Linked DNA regions of Homo sapiens: regions 1 and 3 are each linked to region 2. A link is a contact called in ENCODE Hi-C or POLR2A ChIA-PET data. All regions are on one chromosome and are shown on one strand. Each heading gives the region's core, a stretch centred on a gene start or an enhancer-like site at or near the end of the contact. The rest is flanking DNA. Distances are from core to core; before and after follow the strand shown.

Region 1 (3,702 bases), core at 623-3,122, 670 kb before region 2:
CATGTCTAACAGGTTGTCTGGGGGACACACTTTGAGAACAGAAGCTGTAGCTACTCATTAAACCACAAGAGAAGACAAGACACATATTGACATGACCTGGATGGAGGAAAAGCAGGGCCCACATGTAATTAGAAAGAGAAAGAGAGATTTCAACCACCTGAAAACTGAACCTCACAAGAAATAACTTGTCGATTTTAATCAATTGAAGAACCTCTGAAGCAGGAGCTTATTTGCTCTCCGGTGAGTTTACAGGTTTTGGGGGAGGGTAACTTGGCTGTATGACACTTGCTGGATCGTGGGAGTAGAGTCATGTTCTGATTTGAAATCAGAGAACTCACTGTGGCTTCCTGCCTCCACGCCCATCTGTTTCCCTGTATCATTGGGATAACATCCAAATTCCTTACAAAGGTCTGTGAGGCCCATAAACCTGGCCCCTGCCTGCCTCCCAGGCTCATTGTAGACACTGTCCCCTCACTCTTTAGGGAAGGCCACGGTGACCTTCTGGAAGCTCCTAGGACAAACCTGCTCCTTCCCCACCTCAGGGTCTTTGCACTTGCTGCTGCCTCTGCCTGCAACAACTCTCTCCACCTCCATCCTGTGCCACTCCTTCTACCCCCACCCTTCCCTGCCTTGTATCCCCACCTCCATCTCCTTTGTCAAGCTAATTCCTTGACAAATCACTGAAGGTACCCCCTCTTCCTAGAGCCTTTCCTGACAAGCAGCTCTGGGTGGGGTACCTGTCAATGGCCACATACCTGGTCATCTTGACTGCTCCTTCCTAACATTCAGCATACAATGTGTTCTTCCGTACTGGCCTCTGTTTAAGTGGGAGTTTCAGGAGTCGTCTCCAGTACCTAGTGCAGTGCCTAACACATAGGGAATAAATAAGCAAAGAACAAACAAACCAAGAAACCAGGTCCAGAAGCCAAAAGCAATCAAGGCCAGCCAGCATCTGGCATCAGAGCACTGTCCATGACAGAAAGCTGCCAGAGGAAGGAGGAGTAAGGGTTTGGAACAAAGTCCAGGTGGTATAGAAAAGTGCACCTTTGCAAAGAGCTTTTCCTTCGGACTGAAATGCCCTTCCTCCCCTTTTCCACCTGGAAGACGGCTTCTTACCCCTCCTGCTAAGTAAGCTTCCAGTAATGCCTTGTCTTGAGCCATCCCTAACCCCCTGCCTCAGGGAAAGAGTTATCATCGTACCATGTTTGCAATTCGGTGCTGGGGTGGGGCGGGGCAGGACATGGAAAGAACTCACCTCTCAACAAATAAATATTAGTGAGTGCTACCTATGCGCAGAGCAATGAGCTAGGCATGGAGATGCAGTACACTGAAATTGTCTGTGCCTCTCAGCTACTGCTCCAGCAAACAACAGCCACCTCCCTTATCCACGGGGAATGCCAGGACCCCCCAGTGGATGTCTGAAACCAAGCATAGTACTGAACCCAATTGCCGACCACATTTCTGTTCACATCTTCCACCCACATGTTTTAGAACTTTTCCATCTTAACGAAGCATTTTTCACTGTAGCCATTAACTTTTGCAGTTCAAGGTGCAACAGCAAAACTAGCACAAATTTATTTTTCCTTCTTCACAATTTCTCAGATAGAAGATTTGTTCTTACCACAGATCTTGGCAATCTCAGCACACGTTTTTTTTTTCTAAACTAAGTTGAAAACCTTCGCCTTTTCACTTAAAGGTAGCACATTATGGTTTCTCTTTGGCATATCTGAATTGCCAGCATCATTACTCTTGCAATGTGGGGGCATTATTAAGTAAAAGAAGGGTTCCTTGAACACAAGCACTGCCATAATGCCACCTGACAGTCAATCTGATAATTGAGCCAGCTACTAACTGACTAAGAGGGCAGGTAGTACACACAGAGGAGTGATTCATGCCCCAGGCAGGAAGCAGCAGGATGGCGTGAGATTTCATCACGTTACTCAGGACGGTGCGTAATTTACAACTGATGAATTGTTTATTTCTGGAATTTTCCATTAAATGTTTTCAGACTGTGGTTGACCTTGGGTAACTGAAACCTCAGAAAGAGAAACCACAGATGGGGGAACTACTGCAATGTTTTTTGGCCAGCTCACGTGTGCCAGCCTCTGAGATGGACACTTTCTATGGGCCCTGAGGAAGAAGCACAGCACAGAGCTAACACTGTGGCTTCTGGGTCAAGTCACTTCCTAATTTTGTGACTTAATGACTTTGGGTCCATCACGAAACGTCAAGAGCCCACATCTGTAAAATGGGGATAATAATTGTACCTACCTCACAGGATTATTGCGAAGATTAAATGAATACAGTGAAGGAATTAGCATGGTGGTTGGTACATTTCAAGTGCTCAATAGAATGTTAGCAGTTGTCCCATTTAATACTCCCAGCAACATAGAGACCAATATGACTATCCCATATAAAGATAGGGGAGCAGTAGACTTGGAGAAATTAAGTGATTCACCCAATCACAGCACTCAGCAGAAGGTTAAATTGCAATTAGAATCTGTCTTACTCGAAAACTAGGTTTCTTTCCAGTCCACCATTTACCCCATTCTTGTCCCCTACTTATCCCTCTCTATAGTAGCCATGCCCGTCTGTTTACTTACTGTCTTTGGCTGCTTTACAAATACAATAGCAAAGTAGTTGTATGACAGAGATGACATGGCCCACAAGATAAAAATACTTGCTATCAGGCCCTTTACAGAAAAAGTTTACCAACCCCTGATCTATAGAGCAGCTACCTGCTTATATATCTGTCTCCACCACTAGACAGTAAGTTCATTTGAACTGGGATCTTATTTCTCTTTGAACCTCTAGGAAGAATAAGCACACTTTTTTGCAAGGGTCTCAGTGTTGGTTAGATGAAATATGAAATGCAATTCCCTCTGGAAATCCTTCTGCCCATTTTTTCTGACCCCAAACCCAGACCATAGGAGCCAATGGTCTCTGTCTGTTTCAGGAAGCACATGTATTAGTCAATAAGACTGAATGCTTCTGCCAGTAGCTCGGAAGCCTATGAGCTGCCCCACTGGAGGTACTCTTGGTAAAGTTGTTTCTGCTCCACCATAGAACCTTCCCAGGAGGGATGTTTTTGGATACGAACAACGTATAAAAATCAATATTATTCCTACACATACCAGAATAACCAACTAGAAAATGTAAATTTAAGAAAATTCCAGTTATAATTCATAAAGATCCATAATATATCTAGGATTAGTGCTGTTTTAAAAACATATATATGATCTTTACAAAGAAAATTACAAAATTTTAATGATGGACATAAAAATGGCCTAAGTAAATGGAGAGATAGACCAGGTTCATAGATAGGAAGATGCAATACTGTAAAGAAAGCAACCCTTTCTCAAGTAGGGAGGCCTTTTGACTCTAGGTCTCCCAAACACTCTCCACCTCTTCTCAAAATAATAGTTTTTTAAAAAATATAGAGAGAGACAGAGACAGACCATTTGTCTTGATTAATAGAATAATGCCCAAGAATTTTAAAAACAGTAATAGCTAGTTTCATGGAGAGCTTACCCAATAAACTAATTATCACAATGGCATTTTGAACTAAGAACTGTAATCATTCCCATTCTACAGTAAGGAAACTCAGGCCCAAAGAGGTTAATCAGCTTGCCCAAGGACACACAGCTAGTCGGTGGAGCCAGAATTTGAATGCAGGTAGTCTGGCTCCAAGCCTGGATTATG
Region 2 (3,698 bases), core at 1,094-3,593:
GAGGACTAGACATTTTCCCCTAGAGCCGTGTTTCCCCAGGGCATTGAGAGGTGTTAGGAGATGCAAGGGCTCCATGGCCGTACATGTGGCAACTCCTAAATTAAACATTCCCTAAATGCAGGACTTCTCAGAGCATTTACTCTGCTAACAAGTGGTCTGCTTTTCTAAGAGCTGGTTAAGGTAGGTAATGATTCCTTATTTGGCCAATGAACTTATTTTAAGGAGACTAAATTATCTTTAGTCTTTAAATTATTTTAAAATTATTTTTCTCCTAGAAGACCCTATGTCTTGAAAAATATGTTTCCCTCTTAGAAACCAATTAATAAATATTGGGAAGTCAGGCCAGGCACGATAATTCATGACTATAATCCCAGCAGCTGGGGAGGCTGAGGCAGGAGGATCACTTGAGTCCAGGAGTTTGAGACCAGCCTGGGCAACATAGCAAAACTCTATCTCTACAAATAAAATAAAATCAAATAAAATAAAATTAACTAGGCATGGTACTGTATGCCGGTAGTCTTAGCTACTCAGGTGGCTGAAGTGGGAGGATCACTTGAGTCCAGGAGTTCAAGAATGCAGTGAGTTATGATTGGGCTCCTGCACTCCAGCCTAGGAGACAACGTGAGACCTCGTCTTTAAAAGAAGAAATAAAATAAAATAAAATAAAACTAAGAAGTCAGATGAATTCTGACTCAATAAATTGAAGTCAGATAGATATATTTTTATCAACTGGGCATATACATATATAAAAATAGATATCAGATACCATATTGCATATATATAAGTACATATTTTAATAAACTATATTAGCCTGACATATATATACCTTTTTTTTTTTTTTTTTTGGAGATGGAGTCTCGCTCTGTCGCCCAGGCTGGAGTGCAGTGGCGCGATCTTGGCTCATTGCAAGCTCCGCCTCCCGGGATCACGCCATTCTCTTGCCTCAGCCTCCCGAGTAGCTGGGACTACGGGCGCCCACCACCACGCCTGGCTAATTTTTTGTATTTTTAGTAGAGACGGGGTTTCACTGTGTTAGCCAGGATGGTCTCGATCTCTTGACCTCGTGATCCACCCGCCTTGGCCTCCCAAAGTGCTGGGATTATAGGCGTGAGCCACCGTGCCCGGCCACATATTTTTAATATATGTGTGTGTATACATATTTTAATCTCTCAATGGCCATCAGAGATTTAGGTCACAGTGTTACCATGCTTTAGTCAGAAGGAAAGAACTCTGGGTCACTGTGCAATTTCTGGTTGGCTTTTGGAAGCTGACAGCCTCATTGCTGATATCTTCTTCAGGAGCACAAAGTCTCTGACTGGGAACTGCTGGCTACATGGATGGAGAGCCCCTCTCCAGCTCTAATACTCTCTGTGTTCCATGCCTCTGGGTTATCAGCAAGAAGCCCAGCTGCTCGGCCCATAACTCAGATCAGTTAGCATATAAACTCCAGAAAATAATTGCCCTCTTAATTGCTACTGATACCATGTCTTGAACCAGGCTTTGTTCAAGGTGGGATACAGGTGGGACACAGGCTTGGTTCACAGGTGGGAGGGTGCCCTGTGCAGGCCGTGGGAGGATAATTTGAGAATTCCCTTGCCTGTCCCTGCTCCGCGGTTGCTGGGCACCTGGCGAGAGCGTTGGGTTGTTTGCTTTGGGTAACTATGGCAGATCCTTTTAATTGCCACCAAATAACTTCAGCTCAACCTCGTCAGTGGTTGTTTTGCTGCGTCGCTCGGAAGAATGCCTCCCTCTTTGTAAGAGCTGGATGGATGGGAGCTTGGCAGAGGCAGGCCAATGCTCTTTAATGTTTTCCTTCCCATTTAATAAGTGTTGAGTAAAACTTGAGTTTAGGGTGTTTATGTGGCACAAAAGGTAAACCATTTGTGGTGTTTTGGAACCTGGGCTAAGTGTTTCTCACACACATCCTCATGACATGGTAATGACTACCTTTGTGTTAAACTTGGGTCACTGTCAACTTTCTTCTGAAGTGCTCCCTGCTTTGTTTTGGGGGCAGGGGTGGGAAAGGAATGAGGTGAGAGAAGGTGAGGTGAACATGGGATGCCGCACGGGGGCATTGTCCTCAGTCGGACTTTCTAGAAAAAGGCATCACGCGGCCTGGAGACAGGAAGGGAGAGATTTTAATCATCTGCTGTGGCTTTTGCTCTTCTGACATCAGAATGGTAGGAGGCCCTGAACTTTTGACCTCTGGCTCCAGGTCCATAAATGTCCCGAGGTTCCCAGGAAAAGGAAGACTTGTTAGATGGGAACCCTGATGTTTGATTAGAGCAGCTTTTAGTCACTACTGTCATGTGTTTGTTTATTCAGGCACCAGTTGCATCTGAGTAGTGGTAGGTCCTGGAGACAGGAGGCACAGCCTTTACTCATGGCCTCATGGTAAGGTAGAGTCATGCAGAACATTTAACGAAAGTATGGCTTGGCCGGGTGTGGTGGTGACTCACGCCTCTAATCCTAGCACTTTAGGAGGCTGAGGCAGGAGGATTGTTTGAGCCCAGGAATTCAAGACCAGCCTGGGCAACATAGCAAGACTTCATCTCTACAAAAAATTAAAAAATTAGCCGGGCACGGTGGCTCACACCTGTAATCTCAGCACTTTGGAAGGCTGAGGCGGGCAGATCACCTGAGGTCAGGAGTTCGAGACCAGCCTGGCCGACATTGTGAAACCCCGTCTCTACTAAAAATGTAAAAATTAGCTGGGCGTGATGACAGGCACCTGTAATCTCAGCTACTCGGGAGGCTGAGACAGGAGAATTGCCTGAACCCGGGGGGTGGAGGTTGCAGTGAGCCAAGATCATGCCACTGCACTCCAGCCTGGGCAACAGAACGGAACTCTGTCTCAAATAAATAAATAAATAAATAAATAAATAAATAAATAAATAAATAATCAGTTGGGCGTGGTGACACATGCCTGTAGTCCCAGCTACTTGGGAAGCTGAGGCAGGAGGATCACTTGAGCTTGGGAGGATGAGGCTGCAGTGAGCTGTGGTTGCACCATTGCACTCCAGCCCGGGTGACAGAGCCAAACCCTGTCTTGGGAAGGAAAGAAGGCAGGAAGTTAGGGAGGGAAAGAGAAAAAGGAAAGGAAAGGAAAAAGAGAGAAAGAGAAGAAAAGAAAAAGATTTGATGGGCAAAATCCTGTCTTTGGAAGGAAAGAGGGGAGGAAGGTAGGGAGGGAAAGTGGAAAAGAAAAGGAAAAAGAAAGAGAAGAAAAGAAAAAGATTTGATGTACGCCACCATGAAAGCAGGTAGAAGGCAGAGGAATCATGAGGAGCTGGATGGGTTCACCTGGGGAGAGTACTAATGGGACATGAGGCACCCCGCCTGTGTGTTTGGAGAACTACAGCAGTTTGCAATGCCAGAAGGAACAAAGGGAGGCGAGGAACCATGGCAGTAGGGTGGAGGTGGGCAGGGGCAGGTCCCAGTGGTGCTAGGAAACTTGTACTTTATCCATAGGCAGGGGAGCTGTGGCTTCTATAGCCTTCAAGGGGAGGTCACCATTGAGCCGAGAAGGGAGAGGAGCTTTCTAGGCAGAAAGCGTGGTTGACTGAAATGGCAGAGTGTGTTCTGAGGAGGGTGGCAGGCTCTGGGTGGTGCATTTCTTCCGGCCAAAGGAGAGACGTGAGGCAGGAGCTGTGTGTCTTCCATACTGTGCTCACTCACCATGCTCAATGCTCAGAATC
Region 3 (3,417 bases), core at 303-2,802, 880 kb after region 2:
ATTTTTAGTAGAGACGGGGTTTCACCATCTTGGCCAGGCTGGTCTTGAACTCCTGATCTCATGATCCACCCACCTTGGCCTCCCAAAGTGCTGGGATTACAGGCATAAGCCACCGTGCCCAGTCAAGACACTTTAACTCTTTGAGTCTCAGTCTCCTCATCACCAAATAAGGATGTTAACTAGTTCCAGGGTTTCTGTGAGAATCAAATGAGATACTGGATATGAAAGCCCTTTGTCAACTGTATTTGGGTTTGTTTTGTTGTTTTCTGAGACACGGTCTCACTCTGTCCCCCAGGCTGGAGTGCAGTGGCGCCATCACGGCTCACTGCAGCCTCAAACTCCCAGACTCAAGGGATCCTCCCACCTCAGCCTCCCAAGTAGCTGGGACTACAGGTGTACACCACCATGCCTAGCTAATTTTTTGTAGAGATGGGCTTTTGCCATGTTGCCCAGGTTGGTCTTACACTCCTGGGTTCAAAGTGATCTGCCCGCTTTGACCTCCCCAAGGTGCTGGGATTAGAGGCATGAGCCACAGCACCCAGCACCTTTGTCAACTGTAAAAATATTTACATGAAAGGCTTTACTGATACTAAACATGAACCAGACTTCCAGACAAAGTTATTATTAGTCTGTTCTTAAACATGACCTACCTGCCTCTTTCATAGAGACCAGATGTCAGGGAGGGGACCTGAGGATCAAGTAGCAGGCTGCAGACAGACTAGGAGTAACAAGGCAGAAGCCACACCAAGAGCAAAGCCTCAGTTCCCAACCCTGGTGAAACTGCTCCCCTCCAAGACCAGACCATCCTGACCCTTGCTCTATCAGCTACCAGTCCTTTCTTGAGCTGGAGGCTGCATTATCAATGCACTGCCACTGAGCTCCTCAGTGTTCTGGGAGACCCTAATTCCACAGTATGTGGCAGGGAGGAAGCAGGGAATGAGGCAAGGGCAGGCAAGGGGAAGGCAGCCTGGCTACTATTCCTAGTCTCTGTCTGACTTGCATCTGTCCTTGTTGAGCTAGGGAGGAGGCTTGCTCTTCAGGAGAGAAGCCAAACTACTGAGCAAGACAAGGAGAGATCTTAAGATGCTATGCACTCAGAACTTCGGCAGCCAGGACGGGACTGAAACTCTGACAGACACAATGGGCCAATGGGGCAGGACATAGCTCTCATGGCTGCCCTCATAGCCATGGAAAGCAGGGCAGCAGTACCAGGACCGCCCACTCCCAGGGAGCTGTGAACCAAGTCCTTGTCTTAGTTTCTTTGGGTTCCCAGTAGAGGATGGGACTCCAGCACCTTTCTGCCTGTCTGGGTTGCTGAGTGGCACCACCTGCATGTTCAAGTACCAGAGAAAGCAAGAAAGCTAATTCAGCAGCAGCTCCCGGGGAGAGCCCACTTGGCACAGTCTGTAGAGTCCAGGAAGGAAAACAGGCCACCCTTCCCCCACAAGCATCAATGCCTATGCTATGTCTTTTGCTTCCTGTGAGACTGTCAGTTAGGGCCCAGTTCAGTGTAGGGCTGAGGCAGCCTGAATGTGGTTATTTGTGCAAGCTCCTCTTGCCTCCCCTCCCCACAACTGTTTCCATTCTCACCAAGCAGCCACGTCCGGGTCAGACACCCAGGACAGCAGCTGGGGCTTTCCAAGGGACTTTTTGAGAAGCTAGTGAAAGTTGGGTGTTGGCTGCACAGCCTGGGCACTTGCTGAAACGCACTTCTTCCATCCAGGACGTAAGCTCTAGCCTGGCAGGGTTGCTTTCAGGTTGAAATTGAACAGAAATCACCACCCACGGAGCTTTCTGTTTGCTGGGCTGGGGAAATCCTTGAGAAACTCAGTTTGGAGTTGGGGTTATCTGACCATTCCCTCAGAGCTTGAAGGCACCAGAGAAAATGGTTTTGGTTTGAAGACCATAGTGGACATGAGCAGCCCGGCCAGTCCCAGTTTCCCTCCCATAGGCCTATGTGAGGACAAGGAAGGGGAGTAGACAAACTAATCAGAGTCAGGTCGCATCTCTCCTCCTTCCCACACTCTCCAGGCCACAGGTAACAAGCAAAATCAACTCAAGAGCAACACCAGGTGGCTGAGACACAAAGCCCTAGCACAGGCAGCTCTGCCCTAGCACAGCACAGCTCACCCTGCAGTTGTGGTTCTCAGCATTTCCCCTACTATTTTGGCTGATTGTGCACATATTCTATGTATTGAAAAATGGCCCAAAAAGGAGAGCAAAAGTATTTCACCTTTATAATACTTATATAATTTTCACATAGCTTCGTTTCTACAATCACAACAATCCTGAGGTAAACAGGCAGGGTGCAATCATTCTCTTTTTAGAGGGAGAACAAGGAACTTAGGGAAATCAAAATGGGGATACGAACAGGATTTCTGTGGAAATTTAAATGAGAATTTGTGGTAAATTTTTTTATCCTAAAACAACTCACCTTGGCCGAAAAATGGGATGTTACCCAAGGTCCCCTACTAGGCCGGAGGAGAAAAGGACCTACCTCCTACAGGGGCACAAACAAGGGAGACTAGGACTCAATGGTCGCCCAAGGCCCAAGGGTCTCCAGTGAGTGCTTGAGACTGGCCTAAGGTATAGGAAGAGCCGTGAAGAGAAGAAAATAGACAAGCAGGGGAGGGAAGAATTATTAAACATGGTCAAGGAGCACTCTACAAAGCCTCAGGATTTCTTCAAGGGATACTGCTGTGCCAGGTCTCGAGGGCAGAAGGATACAAGTGTGAGACACCAGGGCCACCAAGTTGATGGGGTTACTGAGCCTCTGGATCAGCACCCTCCGATAGGAAGCAAGGAAGCACACTACAAAGGCTGCAATCCCAGAGGCTGAGACAGTCAAGAGGGAGTAGAAGGGCCTCTGCTGCTCTGGGAAGGTTCTTATAGGGCAAATAAGCTATTACTGTGCCTAAGAGAATGGAAGAGGGAGGCAAGGCAGGTGTCATGGCCTTCAGAACTTTCTCGAGGTTCATATTTATTGACATTTGACCTAGAGTCCTTGGCATGGGGAAGGCACAGACCTGGGCCACGGGTAGGAAAATCAGCATCCTACTCTCTCCTCAATTCCATCTGTTAATCCACCAACCCAAATCCCTCCCACCCCACCTGTAGTCCAAAGAAGATAAAATGATAAAATGATGTGCTGCTCTCTCAACAGTCAGCTGAGTCTGAATTGGAGGGTAGGAAGTATTTGAAGTTCTGTTCATTTAGTTCCAGAACAAGAAATAAGCAGAGGCAGGAGGTGGAGAGCAAAGATGCTGGCAGCCTTGCATCTTGCTAGGTCTTTATAGCTGTGTCTCTGGATTTGTAGGCCACTCCTCGACTTTTCAGCTCCCGCACGATTCCTGAAGCAGGAAAAGAAACAGTTCTGTGAGGTAAGATTCAGAAGGGTAAGATAGGCCACTCAGCTGC

Evidence for each region. A loop is a pair of places that touch in the nucleus more often than their neighbours do. ChIA-PET counts read pairs that join two places held with the same protein, here RNA polymerase II (POLR2A). Pooled maps may share reads with other maps.
Region 1: a loop to region 2 is called in a map with no recorded cell type, with 4 times the contacts of the local background. The contact joins two enhancer-like sites. A Hi-C loop is called at or near these places in 2 of 37 single-sample maps with no recorded cell type and 3 of 50 pooled maps.
Region 3: a loop to region 2 is called in a pooled map, with 5 times the contacts of the local background. The contact joins two enhancer-like sites. A Hi-C loop is called at or near these places in 12 of 37 single-sample maps with no recorded cell type and 7 of 50 pooled maps. POLR2A ChIA-PET finds 5 or more read pairs at or near these places in 1 of 52 experiments (activated CD4-positive, alpha-beta T cell).

Annotation. Positions count from the first base shown.
Region 1 is chr17:56,785,244-56,788,945 of GRCh38, forward strand. No RefSeq gene overlaps it. Among named protein-coding and RNA genes, the nearest start is that of C17orf67, 47 kb to the right of the region's middle. RefSeq lists enhancers at 1,246-2,445, 1,944-2,003. Within about 2 kb of position 1,873, at least 5 of the 41 ENCODE cell types and tissues checked have a DNase peak (open chromatin) inside an H3K27ac peak, as active enhancers do.
Region 2 is chr17:57,457,273-57,460,970 of GRCh38, forward strand. The region is part of intron 6 of MSI2 (musashi RNA binding protein 2); the gene reads left to right. Among named protein-coding and RNA genes, the nearest start is that of MSI2-AS1, 150 kb to the right of the region's middle. Within about 2 kb of position 2,344, at least 3 of the 41 ENCODE cell types and tissues checked have a DNase peak (open chromatin) inside an H3K27ac peak, as active enhancers do.
Region 3 is chr17:58,342,964-58,346,380 of GRCh38, forward strand. SUPT4H1 (SPT4 homolog, DSIF elongation factor subunit) reads right to left here. Exons shown (of 5, transcript NM_003168.3): 5 at 2,215-3,350. The coding sequence ends at 3,283. The region is part of intron 3 of TSPOAP1-AS1 (TSPOAP1, SUPT4H1 and RNF43 antisense RNA 1); the gene reads left to right. Among named protein-coding and RNA genes, the nearest start is that of SUPT4H1, 7.5 kb to the right of the region's middle. RefSeq lists an enhancer at 1,255-1,784. Within about 2 kb of position 1,553, at least 9 of the 41 ENCODE cell types and tissues checked have a DNase peak (open chromatin) inside an H3K27ac peak, as active enhancers do.